Linked DNA regions of Homo sapiens: region 2 is linked to region 1. Evidence: chromatin loops called from intact Hi-C (ENCODE). Cell type or tissue: PC-3. All regions are shown on one strand. Links, peaks and the distances in the headings refer to the core of each region. The heading gives the core; the rest is flanking DNA.

Evidence for each region. A loop is a pair of places that touch in the nucleus more often than their neighbours do. Peaks named below come from ENCODE experiments on the same cell type or tissue, not always from the same donor. Only the 100,000 strongest peaks of a DNase experiment are listed, where the experiment ranks them.
Region 2: a loop joins it to region 1, with 4 times the contacts of the local background. A loop is called at or near these places in 1 of 110 quality-filtered maps.

Annotation. Positions count from the first base shown.
Region 1 is chr21:25,163,878-25,172,883 of GRCh38, forward strand. No RefSeq gene overlaps it. Among named protein-coding and RNA genes, the nearest start is that of LINC00158, 260 kb to the right of the region's middle. In PC-3, for the core only: no CTCF peak of the experiment used is centred there; no DNase peak of the experiment used is centred there.
Region 2 is chr21:25,323,826-25,332,831 of GRCh38, forward strand. No RefSeq gene overlaps it. Among named protein-coding and RNA genes, the nearest start is that of LINC00158, 100 kb to the right of the region's middle. RefSeq lists an enhancer at 5,280-6,479. In PC-3, for the core only: no CTCF peak of the experiment used is centred there; a DNase peak (open chromatin) is centred at 5,616; H3K27ac peaks cover 3,122 bases.

The sequences.
Region 1 (9,006 bases), core at 432-8,431:
AATTTCAAGTGCAGGTTTGTTACATAGTTAAACTTGTGTTATGGGGGTTTGTTGTACAGATTATTTCATCACCCGGGTATAAAGCCTAGTACACTTTTGTTATTTTACCTGATCCTCTCCCTTCTCTCACCCTCCATTCTCCAAAAGGCCCCAGTATGTATTGTTCCCCTCTACGTGTTCATTTGTTCTCATCAGTTAGCTCCCACTTATAAGGGAGAACACGTAGCATTTGGTTTTCAGTTCCTGTATTAGTTTGCTAAGTATAATATGGCCAAAGGAATATGAATCATTCTATTATAAAGACACATGCACAAGCATGTGTATATTTATTGCAGCACTATTCACAATAGCAAAGACATGGAATCAACCTAAATATCTATCAATGATAGACTGGATAAAGAAAATGTACATATACACCATAGAATACTATGCAACTATAAAAAAAATATGAGATCATGTCCTTTGCAGGAACATGGTTGGAGCTGGAGGCCATTCTCCTTAGCAAATATGAATTTTTTATGCCTCTCATGCTGTTATCAGGACAACTGTGGTTGGCAGACAAAATGAACACCAAGGTGTATTTATAAAACTATTATTAAACTTATATAAATAGATCTCATAAATGACGTCCGTATCTTTCACATGAATTATACTCAACATCTAATACCTACTTGTAGAACCTGAATGACTAAAAGCAAAGCCTGTGGGGTTAGCAGATGTAGATCTGACTCTTGAGGTATACAATTCTAAATCATATAAAGCCTTGAAATTTAATATAGAAAGAAAAACTCTCACTTGATGTCATTCATATAGATTTTTTCCTAAATTTCTTTTTAAGGCTAGATGATTTGGAATAACTGATAACTTTCCTTTGCCACATTTATTCCTACCAGATTGAGTTGAACACCTGCCTTAAGGGCTTAGCTTCCTGTTTTCTTAAGGGAGTTATAATTCCTTAAGAGATGCCATTATTGGGTATATACCCCCCAAAATATAAATTGTTCTACATAAAGACACATGCATGCATATGCTCATTGCAGCACTGTTTACAATAGTAACAACATGGAGTCAACCTAAATGCCTATCAACAGTAGACTAGATAATCAGACGGGTGTGGTGGCTCACACCTGTAATCCCAGCACTTTGGGAGGCTGAGGCAGGTGGATCATCTGAGTTCAGGAGTTCAAGAGCAGTTTGACCAACATGGTGAAACTCCATCTCTACTAAAAATACAAAATAATCCGGGTGTGGTGGCACATGCCTGTAACCCCAGCTACTTGGGAGGCTGAGGCAGGAGAACCACTTGAACCCAGGAGGAAGAAGTTGCAGTGAGCTGAGATTGCAGCATTGCACTCCAGCCTGAGCAACAGGAATGAAAAAAAAACAAACAAACAGTAGACTGGATAAAGAAAATGTGATACATATGCACCATGAAATACTACATGGTGATAAAAAATGAGATCATGTTCTTTGCAGCAACATGAATGAATCTGGAGGCAATTATATTAAGTGAACTAATGCAGAAACAGAAAACTAAACATCACATGTTTTCACTCATAAGTGGGAGCTAAACATTGAATACACATGGACACAAAGAAAAGAACAACAGACACTGGGGCCTACTTGCAGGTGGAAGCTGGGAGGAGGGTGTGGATTGAAAAACTACCTATCAGATACTATGCTTATTATCTGGTTGATAAAATCATCTGCACAGCGTACCCCTGCGACATGCAATTTATTTATATAACAAACCTCCACATGTACCCCTGAAGCTAAAATAAAAGTTGGGAAGGAAATTTAAAAAAAAAGAAAGACAAAGAAATTTCCAGGGGAAAAAAGAGAGATGAGCATGAAAAAGTTTATTTTAAAAATTATTATTCTAATGTGTATTAGTCCGTTTTCACGGTGCTGATAAAGACATACCAAGACTGGGCAATTTACAAAAGAAAGAGGTTTAATTGGACTTATAGTTCCACATGTCTGGGGAAGCCTCACAATCATGGCAGAAGGCAAGGAGGTGCAAGTCACGTCTTACATGGATGGCATCAGGCAAAGAGAGAACTTGTGCAGGGGACCTCCTTTTTTAAAACCATCAGATCTCATGAGACTTATTCACTATCATGAGAACAGCATGAGAAAGACTTGCCCCATGATTCAATTACTTCTCACTGGCTCCCTACCACAACACATTGGAATTCAAGATGAGATTTGGGTGGGGACACAGGCAAACCAAATCACAATGTTTTGCAGAAATCTAGGAAATTTAAGATTTTTCCTCTAATGTTAGATCTGAAGATTTTTCAGTTTAAGGATAAGGTCATGAGACAATGTAGTTCTAGAGTTCTCCCCAGACAGAGAGCAAAGGTTATGAACTAATGAATGCCTCTTGTTTTGATAAAATCTCTTCAACCTCACTTCTCTTGTCAAACAGTGAACTCGGGTATTGTATTAAGACAAAGATGAAAATGTGAAATTGAGACATCACTGTAAATTGTGTGCTTAGAAAGCCTATGAAAGCTTCATTCATTGAGTGCAACTTGGACTAGAATGTTGCTTGACGTCCATAGCATGGGGCAACACCCTGTAGCCAATGAAATCTAAATATGATGTCAAATTGTCTCTGCTCTCTCCATTTTTTAGTTATATCAGGATTTCAAAAAGGTTATCAGTTCCAAGAGGAAATTTATAATAATCTTAAAAGTAATATCTTAAAATAATATTTTAAGTAATTTACTTAAAAGTAAAGTGAGATATTATTTAACATTATTTAATTCTTGAGATACTTTTTAAGAGATATTATTTATTTAATTCTTAAAGTAACTCTAAGAATTAAATATGAAAATGCTAAAACAAGTGGTGATATGATTTGGCTTTGTGTTCCTACCCAAATCTCATCTTGTAACTCTCATAATTCTCATAATTCCCACATGTTGTGGGAGGGACCCAGTGGAAGATAATTAAATAATGGAAGCAGTTCTTTTCCCTGTGTTGTTCTCATAAGAGTGAATAAGTCTCACTAGGTTTAATGTTTTTAAAAACAGGAGTTTCCTTGTACAAACTCTCTTATCTGCTGCCATGTGAGACATGCCCTTCACCTTCTGCCATGATTGTAAGGCCTCCCCAGCCACATGGAACTGTTGAGTCCATTAAACCTCTTTCTTTCGTAAATTGTCCAGTCTCAGGTATGTCTTTATCAGCAGTGTGAAAGCAGACTAATACAGTAAATTGGTACCAGGAGTGGGGTGTTGCTGAAAAGATACCTGAAAATGTGGAAGTGACTTTGGAACTGGGTAATAGCCAGAGGTTGGAACAGTTTGGAAGGCTCAAAAGAAGACAGGAAAATGTGGGAAAGTTTGGTACTCCCTAGAGACTTGTTGAATGGCTTTGACCAAAATGCTGATAATGATATAGACAATGAAATCCAGGCTAAGGAGGTCTCAGATGGAGATGAGGAACTTGTCGGGAACCAGAGCAAAGGTGACTTTTGTTATGTTTTAGCAAAGAGACTGGCGACATTTTGCCCATGCCCTAGAGATTTGTGGAACTTTGAACTTGAGAGAGATGATTTAAGCTATCTGGTAGAAGACATTTCTAAGCAGCAAAGCATTCAAGAGGTGACTTGGGTGCTGTTAAAAGCATTTGGTTTCAAAGAAAAACAGAGCACGAAAGTTTAGAAAATTTGCAGCCTGACAATGCAATAGAAGGGAAAATTCCATTTTCTGAGAGAAATTCAAGCTGGCTGCAGAAATTTGCATAAGTAACAAGGAGCTATATGTTAAATTTCATAGGCTGGGCCCAGGGTCCCCTTGCTGTGTGTAGCCTAGGGACTTGGTCCGCTGTGTCCCAGCCACTCCACCCATGGCTAAAAGGACCCAGTGTAGAGCTCAGGCCATGGCTTTGAAGGGTACAAGCCCCAAGCCTTGGCAGCTTCCACATGATGTTGAGCCTGCAAGTGCACAGAAGTCAATGATTCAGGTTTGGGAACCTCTGCTTAGATTTCAGAGGATGTATGGAAATGCCTGGATGTCCAGGCAGAAGTTTGCTGTGGGGCAGGGCCCTCATGGAGAAACTATGCTAGGGCGGTGTGGAAGGGAAATGTGGGGTCAGAGCCCCTACACAGAGTTCCTACTGGGGCACTGCCTAGTGGAGCTCTGAAAAGAGGACCACCATCCTCTAAACCCCAGAATGGTAGATCCATGGATAGCTTGCACTGTACACCTGGAAAAGTGGCAGACACTCAATGCCAGCCCATCAAAGCTTCTGAGAGGGAGGCTATACCCTGCAAAGCCACAGGGCCAGAGCTTCCCAAGACCATGGAGCCCACCTCTTGCATCAGCATGACCTAGATGTGAGACATGGAGTCAAAGAAGATCATTTTGGAGCTTTAAGATTTGATGGCCCTGCTGGATTTTTGATTTGCTTTGGGCCTGTAGCCCCTTTGTTTTGGCCAATTTATCCCATGTAGAATGGCTGTATTTACCCAGCGCTTGTACACCCATTGTATCTAGGAAGTAATTAACTTGCTTTTGATTTTACAGACTCATAGGTGGAAGGAATGAGACTTTGGACTGTGAACTTTTGAGTTAATGCTGAAATGAATTAAATCTTTGGGGATTGTTAGGAAGGCATGATTGGTTTTGAAATGTGAGGACATGAAATTTGGGAGATGCCAGGGTGGAAAGATATGGTTTGGCTCTGTGTCCCCACCCAAATCTCATCTTGTAACTCCCATAATTCCCACGTGTTGTGGGAGGGACCTGGTGAGAGATAACTGAATCATGGGGGCGGGTCTTTCTTGTGCTGTTCTCATGATAGTAAGTCTCACGAGATCTGATGGTTTTAAAAACTGGAGTTTCCTTTTACAAACTCTCTTCTCTTGTCTGCTGCCATGGAAGACATGTCTTTCAGCTTCCATCATGATTGTGAGGCCTCCCCAGCCACATGGAGCTGTAAGTCCTTTAAACCTCTTCCTTTTATAAATTGCCTAGTCTCAGATATGTCTTTATCAGCAGCATGAAATAAACTAATACAGATGGTTATTATTGTTATTGTTATCCATTTCTTTTTTTAAGTCTAAGGTATCACTTTTTTGTCAGGTTTCAACTAGAGAAACAGAACCAGCAGGAAGTATATATTAAGAAATTTATTGCAAGGAATTGTCTTTCTTGATTTGGGAGTCTGGTTAGGCAGATTCAAAATCCATAGGGATGGCTGTCAGAAAGTGGAGGCTGAAACTTTCGTGCAGGAGTTGAAGCTATAAATCCACAAACAGAATTCCTTTTGGTCCTGAAAAACCTCAGTTCTGCTCTTAAGGCCCTTAAACTGCTTGAATTGGGTTTACCCAGGTTATCTAAAATAATCACTTCAAATCAACTGATTATAAATATTACTCACATCTATAAAATACCTTCACAGCACCACCTACACTAGTGTTTGCATGAATGACTGGTAATGCATCCTTCCCAAGGTTACACATAAAACTGACCATCATAATAAGATATCCATTGTTAATGGCCTTAATAGTAAGATATTAAAAAGCAACCACAAAATAACTGTGACAAATAAAAATAAATATTTATTTTTTGCTACCAAATCTACAAGTTTGCTGGGTGACTTTCTTGGCTCACTTGATGTTGGCTGACCTTGCCCATGATTCTGCACACAACAGACAGGTTGTAGCATGCTGCTGTAGTTTGGCCTTAGTTGGAGTGACTCAGTTCTCCTTCATATATTCTCTCATCCTTCAGTAGGCTAACTCAGGACTTGTCCTTATGGTGGTGGCAGGGATTCAACGAGAGAGCAGGAGTGCACACAGCTATTAGAGTCTTAGGTTTAATCACTTCTACCACATTCCATGGGCCAAAGAAAATCACTAAGATAGCCAAAATTCAAGACATGGGGAAGTTAATATTATCTCCCAATGGAAGGAGCTACAAAGTCATGTTTTATATGGCATGGATATAGAAGAACTAGAAAATTGAGACCATTTTTTACAATAAATCTACCAAATCTAACATATAAAAAAATAAAAACATATAATGATTTATGGGTCATCTAATATGTTGTTTTAATAAAAATTTGATATCCTGCTCATACGAATGGGAAAAAGTTTTTTCTGCTAATACAAAGTGGACTTAGACCGTCATCTACATGTCACACCAGTTTGGAGTGCAGTAATGTATAATGTCAATTATTATCCAGCATGATTTAGAAGACAGAATGTGAAAGCCAAGAAGGCAGATCGTAAAATCAACTTGTAGTTCAGGCTTTGTATAACAGATAGTTCAAATAGAAAAGAAGGTAAAGAATTGAGGCCCGGCACGGTGGCTCATGCCTGTAATCCCAGCACTTTGGGAGGCCGAGGTGGGTGGATCACAAGGTCAGGAGATTGAGACCATCCTGGCTAACACAGTGAAACCCCGTCTCTACTAAAAATGCAAAAAATTAGCCAGGCTTGGTGGCAGGTGCCTGTAGTCCCAGCTACTCAGGAGGCTGAGGCAGGAGAATGGCGTGAACCCGGGAGGTGGAGCTTGCAGTGAGTCAAGATCGCGCCACTGCACTCCAGCTGGTGACAGAAGGAGACTCCATCTCAAAAAAAAAAAAAAAAAGAATTGAGTTCACACAAAAATGAGTTGAAATTATTAGGCATTAAGAAAAACTGACAGACGTTAATGAAATGGAAGAAGCCAAGGGACCAGAGATCAGAGTGTGGGTGAAATGTGTGTATTGAGGCCAGCCCTGCCTTAGCCTTTGTGAGGCCTAGAGCCAGAGTACACATGATGTTCCCCACACTAGATACCTACACGTTTAAAAATTATAATGAAACCTAGCAAATTGTTATATAAAATATGTCTACTACTCATCTCTTGATTAACCTACCTTTATGACAATCCAGAAGGGCTGGAGGACCACACCGGAATGGACAGCACAGGAAGGGCCAGCCCCAGTTCTCAGCCTGCCATCTTGTCTCCCGGCCTGACTTCATCTCATACCAACACATCTGGTCCATCCTGTGACTCAGCATGCAGTCTGAGAAGGAAGTACAGAGGCTCCAAGTGGGCTTTTGCATTTGGCCCCATGAAAGCCTCAGCCCATCAGAAGGCTTGTAGCCAGAGGAGAAGCAGAGAAGGGCTTTTTATAAAGGTAAACTTTTTGCCTAGGACTAAGAGGTAGTATTGTAGTAACAAGGATTTGAAGAACAGAAATCTGTGGAATTTAAAATCTAATCTCCAAATAATTAAAGCGAACCATAAAATATATGTTCAATGTACTTGGTTGCTGAAGTAAAAATAAGATAATATTAAGATTGAGGCAAATCAAGATACTGGATAAAGCAGGCCCACAGGTGAACAAACTTAGGGATACTGAAGGGCCCTGGTCAAGAGCCAAAGATAGAATAAGGGGGACCCTGACATATCAAGTGTCAAAGACTATGATGAATGAAAGAAACAGTGAGGTTCAAGAGAGGGCAGAATGAGTAGAAATGATGACATGAAAATCCTGTATCACCAAATGGCGGACTTTAGCACAGGTGGATTTGGGAGAACATGGACGTGGAATCACTTGGAAGACACATGAAGAGCAAGAAAAAGACTGTTGATACCACCTCCTACTGTTATCAAGAGCACTTCACGTGAAAACAAGCATCCGTTATTTAAAGGCTGGGGAAGAACCAAGTTTCAGATTATAAAGAAGGTAAAGGAAGCAACGAGAGTGAAGCAATAGGAAGGGGTAGGTTTCCAACGCTCTGTGGTAATGGAACCATGACCACATTCCACACCGTTGCATCACCAGGGCCACACACAGTGCCCAGCACACTGTATGTGCCTCATTAAAATAGCTGAATTTATGCATTACATTTGACAGAAGAAAATCTTTCTAACAGTGGTTCTTTCCAAGGAACACATAAAACATTATAAAGAATTGCGTAGACCTTCAGAAAGGGGATCACATAAAGCATTAGATGGCTTTTCAGTTCTGTTCCAAAACTGTGAGTCTACCATGCTGGTTAGGGTACCTGAGTTTCAGTGCCCCAATATTTATAACACAAATGTAAATTACACATGAAACACACACCCCTACAAACATTGCACAAGATTTTTTAAGTTATTATGTCCATAATTTAAAGCTGAAAAGTCCAGCTATCTATAGGTTATAAATATCACAAATCTCCACTGTGATTTTAATATTTAGAGAAAAAAGTCAAAAAGAATGTGACCATCTCCTAATGAATGCAATTACTAAAAATATCATCAATTAGAAATGATTTTCACATCAACAGAGCAGTCATAACAGTGTTTTTGAAACTACAGGTGGCAGCCTATTAGTTGTCATGAGCAGAATGTTTTAATGAAATAAAAAATGTAAAACACATTTCACATTGTACATAACGATTGCTTGATTAAACTCATCTTGGTCATGTATCATAGATATTGAAGTATTTTTAAATGCTTTATTATTTGTTATGTATTTATTTATTGCTCAAACATTTACAGAGTACCTCCCGTGCTAACACTTGAAGGTAAAATTCATTTTAAAAGACATGCAAAGTTTCTTTAGAGCTCATAATTGAATGGCAACAGCAGATAATTATACAAGCAAAGAAGCATGAAAATAGAAAAGTAAAAGTTGTCAAGGGAGATCAAAAGTAACTCAAGGGGTAAGGAAGAACCACTTTAGAAAAAGTATGGATTAAGATGATACTTAAAGAATGAGTGAGGGTGAGCTTAGCGATCAGTCAGGCTGGTATATTCTATACAGGAGAATAGCAAGAGGCAAGAAAGAAAATATCACGTTAATAAACTGAAAGGAATCCAACCAACTTAGAGCATAGAGTGTGAGAAGGTTAATAACTGGAGGTGAGGATGGGAGGGTAGGCAGGGGTCAGATTGTACATGGCCTTATGAACCATATACAACAATTTGAACCTTAAAGCAGGACACTTGGAAACCTACAAAGGATTATAAACTGGTTGGTAACATGATCAAATTTTAATCTCAGCAGAGT
Region 2 (9,006 bases), core at 689-8,688, 160 kb after region 1:
ATCCAATCAATGTAATATCTTCAGAAGCAATGGGAAGGACACTCATCCGAGAAACGTAACAGAATCCAGTGTTTCTGTTCTTACACTCAAAATGTCCAGTATATAATCTTTCAGAATTATGAAGAACTAAGAAAATGGAACACATTCTCAAAACAAAATCTAATGTTTTCAATCTCAAAATAACTCATGTTAGAACTAGTGGACAAGAATTTTAAAGTAGCTGTTATAATTCCCTTAATGAAGTAAAATAAAATATGTTTGCAATAAATGAAGGATAGAAAATTGTAGCAGAGAAATAAAAACAATAAAAAAGAGCAAAAGAAATTCCATAAACAAAATATACAATATCTGAAATAAAAATTTTACTGCAGGGACATAGTATTCAAATGGGGATGACAGAAGAAAGAATAATTAAACTTACAGACAGATCAATAGAAATTACACAATGCGAAAAAGAGAAAACAGGATGAAAAATAATGGACACTTTCTTACTGACCTATGGGATAATATCAAATGCTCAAACATATGTCTAACAGGAAATCTAGAAGAAAAAAGGAGAAGGAATATGAAAAAATATGTAAAGAAATAATGGCCAAAAATTTCTCAAATTTAAAGTAAAACAAATTTACATATTCAAGATATTTAATGAGCCCTGAGTACATTAAACACAAAGCCATACTGAGACGTATTATAATTAACCAGTTGGGTAGAAGTAATTTTGAAAATGGAATGAGAAAAGCAATGAGAAAGCAGAAAAGGAAAAACACATTACAGAGAAGGAGAGTAATTCAATGTTATGGAATTGTGGAAGCCAAAAGCAAATAGAATGAAGTCTTCAAAGTGTTCACAGAAAAAAAGCCTGTCAACTAGAATTCTACATCCAATGAAAATATAGTTCAAAAATAAAGGCAGAACTTAACAAAGAATGAAATCCTGCCATTTGTAACAACATGGATGGGCCTGGAGGGCATTATGCTAAGTGAAATAAACCAGACATAGAAAGACAAATACCGCATGATCTCATTTATACATGGAATCTACAACAGTCTAACACAGAGAAGCAGAGAGTAGAATTGTGGTTGCCAGGGGCTCGGGGAAGGAGGAAATGAGGCAGTGTTGATCCAAAGGTAAAAAGTTCCATTCACGCGAAAGAAAAAAGTTCTGGAGATCTACCATAAAACGCAGGGTCTATGATTAACAAACGGTATTGTATTATATTCTTAAAATGTGCTAAGAGGATAGATCTTATGTAACCTTATTACAAAAGGGGAAAAAGAAAACAAAGTGGGCAGATGGAAACTTTGGAGTTGATGTATAAGTTTATGGCATTGTTGGTGATGATATTTGATGGTTTTACAAGTGTGTCCTTATCTCCAAACAATCAAGTTTTATATATTAAATATCTATAGCTTTTCATATGGCAATCGTACCTCAGTAAGTCATTTTTAAAAAAGAATAAAGGCAGAATAAAAACATTTTATAGAAAATAAAAGATTATTGCCAGCAGATCTGTTAAGAAATGACAAAGGAAGGTTCAGAATGAAAGGAAATGAAACCATATGGAAACTCAAACGCTGAGAAAGGAATATAGAACATGGGAAATGGTATCTGGGTTAACGAAAAAAGTTTGTTTTGCTTTATTTCTCTTAATTTCTTTATAATACATATAATTGCTTAAACCAAACATTATAATATTTTCTTAAAGGATTTATAACATGTTAAAATGCAATATATATAACAACTACAGAATAAAAACTGGGGAGGGAGTCTGATATGGACCTATATGATTTCAAGGTTTCCACATTATGTAAAGTAACATTAACTGTAAGTAGATTGTTAAGGATATATATTGTAACCTCTATTTCCACCACTTAAAAAGTGACAGAAGACACATAGCTGGAAGGTCAACAGAAAAATCAAAATGGATTTCTGACATTTCTAAATAATAAAAAGGCAGGAAAAAATAGAAGGAAAAACAAAGTAGATAAATAAAAAAAATAAAGTAGCTGTATTAATGCCATATAACAGAGATTTCAAGTCAAAAGTTATTACTAGTGACAAAGAAGCTATTTCATAGAAGTAAAAGGATCAATTCATTAAAAAGACATGATTAAAAAGTGTATGTTTTTAATATCACAGCAGGAACATACAAAAGTGAAATTTAACAAATTAAAGGGAGACATAGACAAATCCACAGAGTTGGCGATTTGTTAAATTTCTCTGTTAGCAATTGATAGATCAGCTAGAAATCAGCAAAGATACCGAAGATATGACTAACACTCTCAAGCATATTGACCAGAATATTTGTGGCTAAATTTACATTTTCAGGATAAAGGATGATATATCAGAATCAGGTCTTAATGGTGGTCATATTAATTTGTAATTGTTTATTTCTAAGTATATCAATAGATTATATATTTCTACTCTAGTATTTCAAAAGCATCCAAAGCATTTTCAAGAATTAGAAATTGTCCATTCTAACAAATGAAGCATAGATGATACCATAACTGTCATTCCACATATTACAGAGAGCAGTTTGGAATGTGCGCTCTGAGGCCAAGTGTACTTAAGTTAAGTCCCATCTCTGGCCCTTCTTAGTTACACAGCTTGGGTGTATCACTTAATCTCCCATGATTCTTCACTTTCTCTTCTGAAAATGGAGATAATGATAGCCTCTATCTCACAGAGTTAAGCAAGAATATTAAAATCAAACTGTTATCGTGGTCACTGTGTCATTATCAAAAATGGAAGCCAAATTTGCTTTGCATCTCAGTAAATAAATGAATTTTCGTTTGAAAAGTGCAAATAAATCAAACTTGAGATGATCACAAGGAGCCTCTTAACACTGTTGAAACCACTGGAGGTTTATCCTGCAAAGCTATTTAGATTAAATCTGAAAAGTTCAAATCTTTACACCAAAGCTGAACCCCATATGGTTCAGGAGTCTTTGCCTGAAAATACATATGCTTAAGTAGAGTTTTCAATTTGTTTCTTTTTGAAATTCGTACAGTTTCCCCTCAATTGCACCCAAATGTTTTTCATTTCCTTCTCCAGGTTGACAAAGAATATTGATTTTGGTCATAACAGAATTCTCTCCAGAGAGGTCAGAGAGGTTCTTGTTGATACTGTCTGATTTAAATTTCATTTAAGCTGCTTGTTTTTTTAGGCATTAAATAAAAGAAATTATCTATAGCCAGGAAGAGGGTGTAAAAAGGTGACACAAGTTAAGACCACCTGCCTCCTGACAGAACTGAAGTTTAAAGTGGATTTTTTCTTTGAGTAGACTTTCAATCAAGTAATATCCAGTTTTAAAATAACTTATCCAAAATCTTTGATATTTTTCATTATGTTTTCCAAAATTGACAAACGTTAGAGTATAAGAGTTTAGGTAGAATTATTTAGAGTTAGAGTTAGGTACAATTATTTAGACTTAGAGTACAAAAGTTAGAGTACAAAAGTTAGAATACAAAAGTTTAGGTACAATTATTTCCTTTGATACTAATTCAAAAAGTCTTCTTGAATAAGATACGTTTTGTTAACATTTTTCTTTTCTAGTGTTTTCTTATTGTAATGCACTCATGAAAGAGAAATATTCAACTTAAACTTTCAGAGGAAAAAAAAGCTTAAACAAATATGATCAATCTTTATGTGTGTCAAGAAGCCTCTTAAAATTACCTTTAAGCCATATGAAAAAGACGAACTATACAAATACTTGTTTCTCATTTCAAATAAACTTGTTTAACAAACTCATTTTATTGTTTATTTTCTCAATCATGATGTTTGATTGATTTAATTTGCATGTCCATTTCATAAAGCATGAGTGTTCATACTGAAACAATGCTTACCAAGGACAAAGAGCATTTTCTCATCATAACTGGTGAACTCCCACCATAAAGCCAAAAATGAAGGAAACTGAGATCTAAAAATCAGGTATCATTAAAATAATAACAGAGTAAGAGAGCTTCCTATGATATGTAAAAATGTAACATACTTTTTTCTTAAAATTACTTTAAAAATACTCCTGGCTGGGCACGGTGACTCACGCCTGTAATCCCAGCACTTTGCGAGGCCGAGGCAGTGAATCATGAAATTAGGAGTTCAAGACCAGCCTGGCCAATATGGTGAAACCCCGTCTCTATTAAAAATACAAAAAATTAGCTGGGCATAGTGGTGGGCGCCTGTAATCCCATCTACTCAGGAGGCTGAACCAGGAGAATCACTTGAACCTGGGGGCGGAGGTTGCAGTGAGCTGCCGCGCCGCTGCACTGCAGCCCGGGCAACGGAGCGAGACTCCGTCTCAAAAAAAAAAAAAAAAAACTCGTATTTCAACATCAAACATGTCATGTATTAGCTTTCAGGGAAATGGTTGTGTTGAAGATGAAGGTTCAGCTTCACTTACAATGGCAGAGTTTGGTGTCTATGCAAAATGCCACATAGATTTGTCTTTTTAAATAATTTCAAAACTGTTTACGATTTGATTTGTACTGCCATCTAAATCCATAGCAATTATTCCACAATCAATTATAATAATGAAAGAAAACTGTGAAATGTAGATGAACATGAACATAGCTTCAAATGCTGTAGGTAATTACAGAAACTACGTAAGTGAAGATAAAATGCTTCTGCTGTCATTTACTCATGATTAGCTATTAAAACATCCCGCTAGGTGTTACCCAAATATTGCAATGGGTACTTGCCAAGTCAAGACTAAGCTATCTCTAATAGTGGCTCACATATGTTAATAAAAAGCCTAAGAGTAAAACCTACACTTGTAAACTGAAAGGGATTTATATTTTATTTCAGTGTGTAGTATATATTAATATTAATTTATGTTAATTATTAATATGTTAATTTAAGAAGGCAAAGAAAAGTTACCATTTACTAAGAATTTTATTAAATCTTAGTTCTCCTTAAATGAGAAAGGATGTCAAATAGCCATGCTGAATTACTTTAAAGTAAAAGACTCATCTCCCTGCACCAGTAATGTACTTTGTTCCATCCTAGATTTCACAGGCTAAACTGATTAGCAGCTCACCAGGAACTGTGAGAATTATTCAAAAGAACTAGAAGAGAGAAAACTCGATGTTGTGAGAAGGTCACATAAAGAACAATGAATTATACTTAGGAACTTTGCATCCTAGAGCTCATAAAATGAAAAAAAACTCCATTGCTTTTTCTCTCAGCTCAGTGAGGGGGATACTTTATCAAACATTTCTGAAAGTAAGACATCCTGCTGGCTTTATTTTATTAAACAAGGAATAAAACACATTGCTTTATTAGAGTTGTTTCAAGAATGCATCAAAGCTGTGGGCTCTCAAGACAGAAATCAAAGACTAAAAAAAAAATCGCATCTGCTGTATATTCCCCCAAAAAATATATTTGACTATAATTAATGTAGAATTGAAAGACAACTTGTAGAAATATGAAGAAATCACGTGCCAAAGTGATTATACATTTAACTTTCCCATAACCATAACATCATGATATCCTGGCCATGGAGAAGTTTATCTTCCTCATTATATAATGGTATGATAATTGTTGAGAAATAACATCTGGGAAATTTAAGAGCTCTCAATGAATCATATACTCAATCTGGGTGACTTTTCCCATTGGAATTTATCAGATTACACCTATATCTGAATCATCATTTTATTCAGCTGGGTTACAAATGTGACTTCAAGCAAGAATGATTTCAGTCCCATTTTCTCTCTGAAAAAGTAAAGAGTTCTGAGCAGGCAGCAGATCACACATCGGGCTGTGTGCTGCTCTGAAGACTTGGAGAGACTGCCAGATTGTGGGTCCCAGAGGCAAAATTAATTCACTCCCACAGCCATGGCTGCTCAAGTATTTCCCTGGCTTGTGGTCCTGCCTAGTCTCTTCCCAATCCCACCCTGGTGAGGCTGAAGCCATGTGTGGGGATTCTCATCTCCCATTTTGTTAGCTCATCTCTATCAGACATATTTTTCAATTTGGCATATAAAAAGATAATAAAATAAAAAGAGAAATAAGTAGTTCATACTTTTTACCTCTATCTCTGTAACCTTAGGACAGTGATCATGGTATGGTTATAAATACTCCATTAGTAGGCCAGGCAATGCAATGTCACAGTGAAGAATATATGCTCTGAATTTACACAGATCTTAGAATCTTCTCTGTCACTTACCAACTATATTTGAAGCAAGTACATTAACTGCTCTGTGCTCAGTTTCTTAACTTGCAAAATGAGGATAATGAGGGTACCTAATTTAAAGTGTTGAGAGTTAAATGAGAATGTTAGTAAAATTCTAAAAAGAATGTTTGCACACACTAAATGTTCAATAAATGTTAGTCATTATTATCATTATTATTAATTATTATGATAATGATAGTCAAAGGCTAATATATGAATATCAATATTACTAGGTAGGAAACTGAGGTTAAAAGTCTTCAAGAAAAAGTCAATGTGTCAAGGAGATGACTGAGAAAAAGAAATACAACAATAATGGGGACAGAAACAAAGAAAAAAGAAAGAAAAACTGTAAGAAAGGTCATAGGTTACATGGCTAAAAATATTCCAACTCAAAAATTTCAGTTACAGTTCTTAGATTTCCACTCTGAGGCCAAAACATACCAACCAACTCTTCGGATAGTCGATCCACTCAGTTATTCAGCACACAGCCACTTCATCTTGTTTAAGGCCATCAAAAGAATGAGCTAGAGGGATTAGAATCTAAAGTAGAGCACTGCCTCTTGTGAATTACATTCAGAGGAATAAGAACCATGGAAGAGTAGGCATGGATTGACAAGACCTTCTGGCCAAATGAAAACCCTGAGTAGAAAAAAAGAGTAACAGTACAAAAATAAATAAATAAAATTTTAAAGAAGTTGAAGAGAGTGAAAACAAAAACAAATAAGCAAACAAGGTCAGAGGGACAGGGCAAAAGATCACAGTGTCCCCCCTGGTATTCTGTTGTTTGAAGAATTGAAGACAAGCAGGTTGCATCAGAAAGGGGAGAGTATTTTTTTCCCACGAAGTATAATAAATGCCTCAAACTTCTGGGCTCAAGCGATCCACTTGCCTCAGCCTTGCAAGTAGCTGTCATTCTGAGGGGCTTCAAAAAACAAAGAAAGTGTGACCTATCTACTCAACACTACCAACTAACTCTTCCTTAGACTCAGACTCCAACAATCAAAAAGTAGGCTGATACAACTTCTGCTAAATTTATCTGCTCCTACTGCTCCCATGATAATGTCTTCTATGTTATACTTTCTTTAATTTTCACCACTGATTCATTGCCTTTATTCATAAACTTACTACTACCTGATATTAAAAAATGAATATGTATTTACAAATCAAATAAGTTCAATTAAAGAGTATAATGACTACATGTCATATGCCAATGTTGAACTATGGATGTTTCAACACTTCAAATGGGCCAGCAGCCTCTACATAGCCTCAAACACCTTTAGCAGATGAACTTTAAAACCCACTAGGAAGTAGAGATGAGTCCTGATTTGGACTGTGCACTTTCCCTTTTGAACAACAGCACTGAATTCAGGCTTGTGAACAATACCTGCCAGCAAAGTCATGAGCTAGTAGCCAACTGAAGTCCTATCTTTGGGCCCCACTGAATCATGAGGGAGGCACAGAATGTTCTATATCCCATTAGCCACATGGGCTATTTCAAGTGCAGAAGCAACAAAGGGTATGTGGCAAACACAACCTCAAAAATGCATCCAACCAGTTATGCCAATAACAAACTATCACAAATCTCAACTGCTATCTCTGCAAATTCAATAGACTGACTCTAGTCACACAATCCAGCAATGAATGATTCCGTCAGCATGGTAACAACAATGCCTTAAATTTGTAAAGCTCTTCATGGTAACTCATTTTCCCAAATCTCCTTTGATTCTCATTCTTGAGATGACATGTAAGCAGTGAAGCTTTTCTTAAACTTCTAAATTCATTATTTCCTTATTTAATTTTCATTCCAACTTGGAGTTTTACAAAACCATATGGTCATCTCAATCCAAGGTAGCTAGCATTAGCCTATGCCTCAAGTTACGATTGACAATAATTTGCTTCATGTCAGATTTCACTTCACTAAAGCAGGACTACAAAGAGCTATATTTACTATATGACCAGAAAAATTTAAAGTCATTGCAACCTTTAAAAAATTATAGTTATGATGGCTGGGCACGGTGGCTCACGCCTGTAATCCCAGCACTTTGGGAGGCTGAGGCAGGCGGATCACGAGGTCAGGAGATCGAGACCATCCTGGCTAACACGGTGAAACTCCGTCTCTACTAAAAATACAAAAAAACAAAAAATTAGCCAGGCATGGTGGCGGGTGCCTGTAGTCCCAGCTACTCACGAGGCTGAGGTGGGAGAATGGCGTGAACCCGGGAGGGAGAGCTTGCAGTAAGCCAAGATCACTCCACTGCACTCCAGCCTGGGCAACAGAGTGAGGCTCCATCTCTAAATATATATATATATATATAGTTATGATAATAAGTGATGCTTCAGTGGCATAAAAAGGATCTTCTCTGCATATTCCTTTCAGAGATGAAGTTTTATTTATTTGCATCTGAAAACTTAATGGGTTTATTTCAAGCTGTCCCATATTTTGGCCAAATATTATTTTCTACATCACTGTGATGTTTGAAAACAATAAGCATATTATCTCAAACCATTTTACATTTAATGACACTAAGAAACAAGTAAAGAAATGCTGAAATCTTGAACTAGGATCATGTTCATTACAAAAATGTCAATCACTGGGTGAAAAGTGTGGTTCTCCAGGCAGATGTTTAGAACCCTCAACAGAATGAACTTTTAGGACAGGATTTTGGACAACTTTGTGTCTTTACATCAACCATTGAGTATGAAAACATCTATTGACCTATAGCCTAACTTGGAAATACAAGAGTTCACACAAATATACGACCCCGGTAAGTTGGATAGGCTTGAAAGCTTAGGAGGCAAAATAAATAAAATGGAGTAATTATAGGGACAAATGCTTT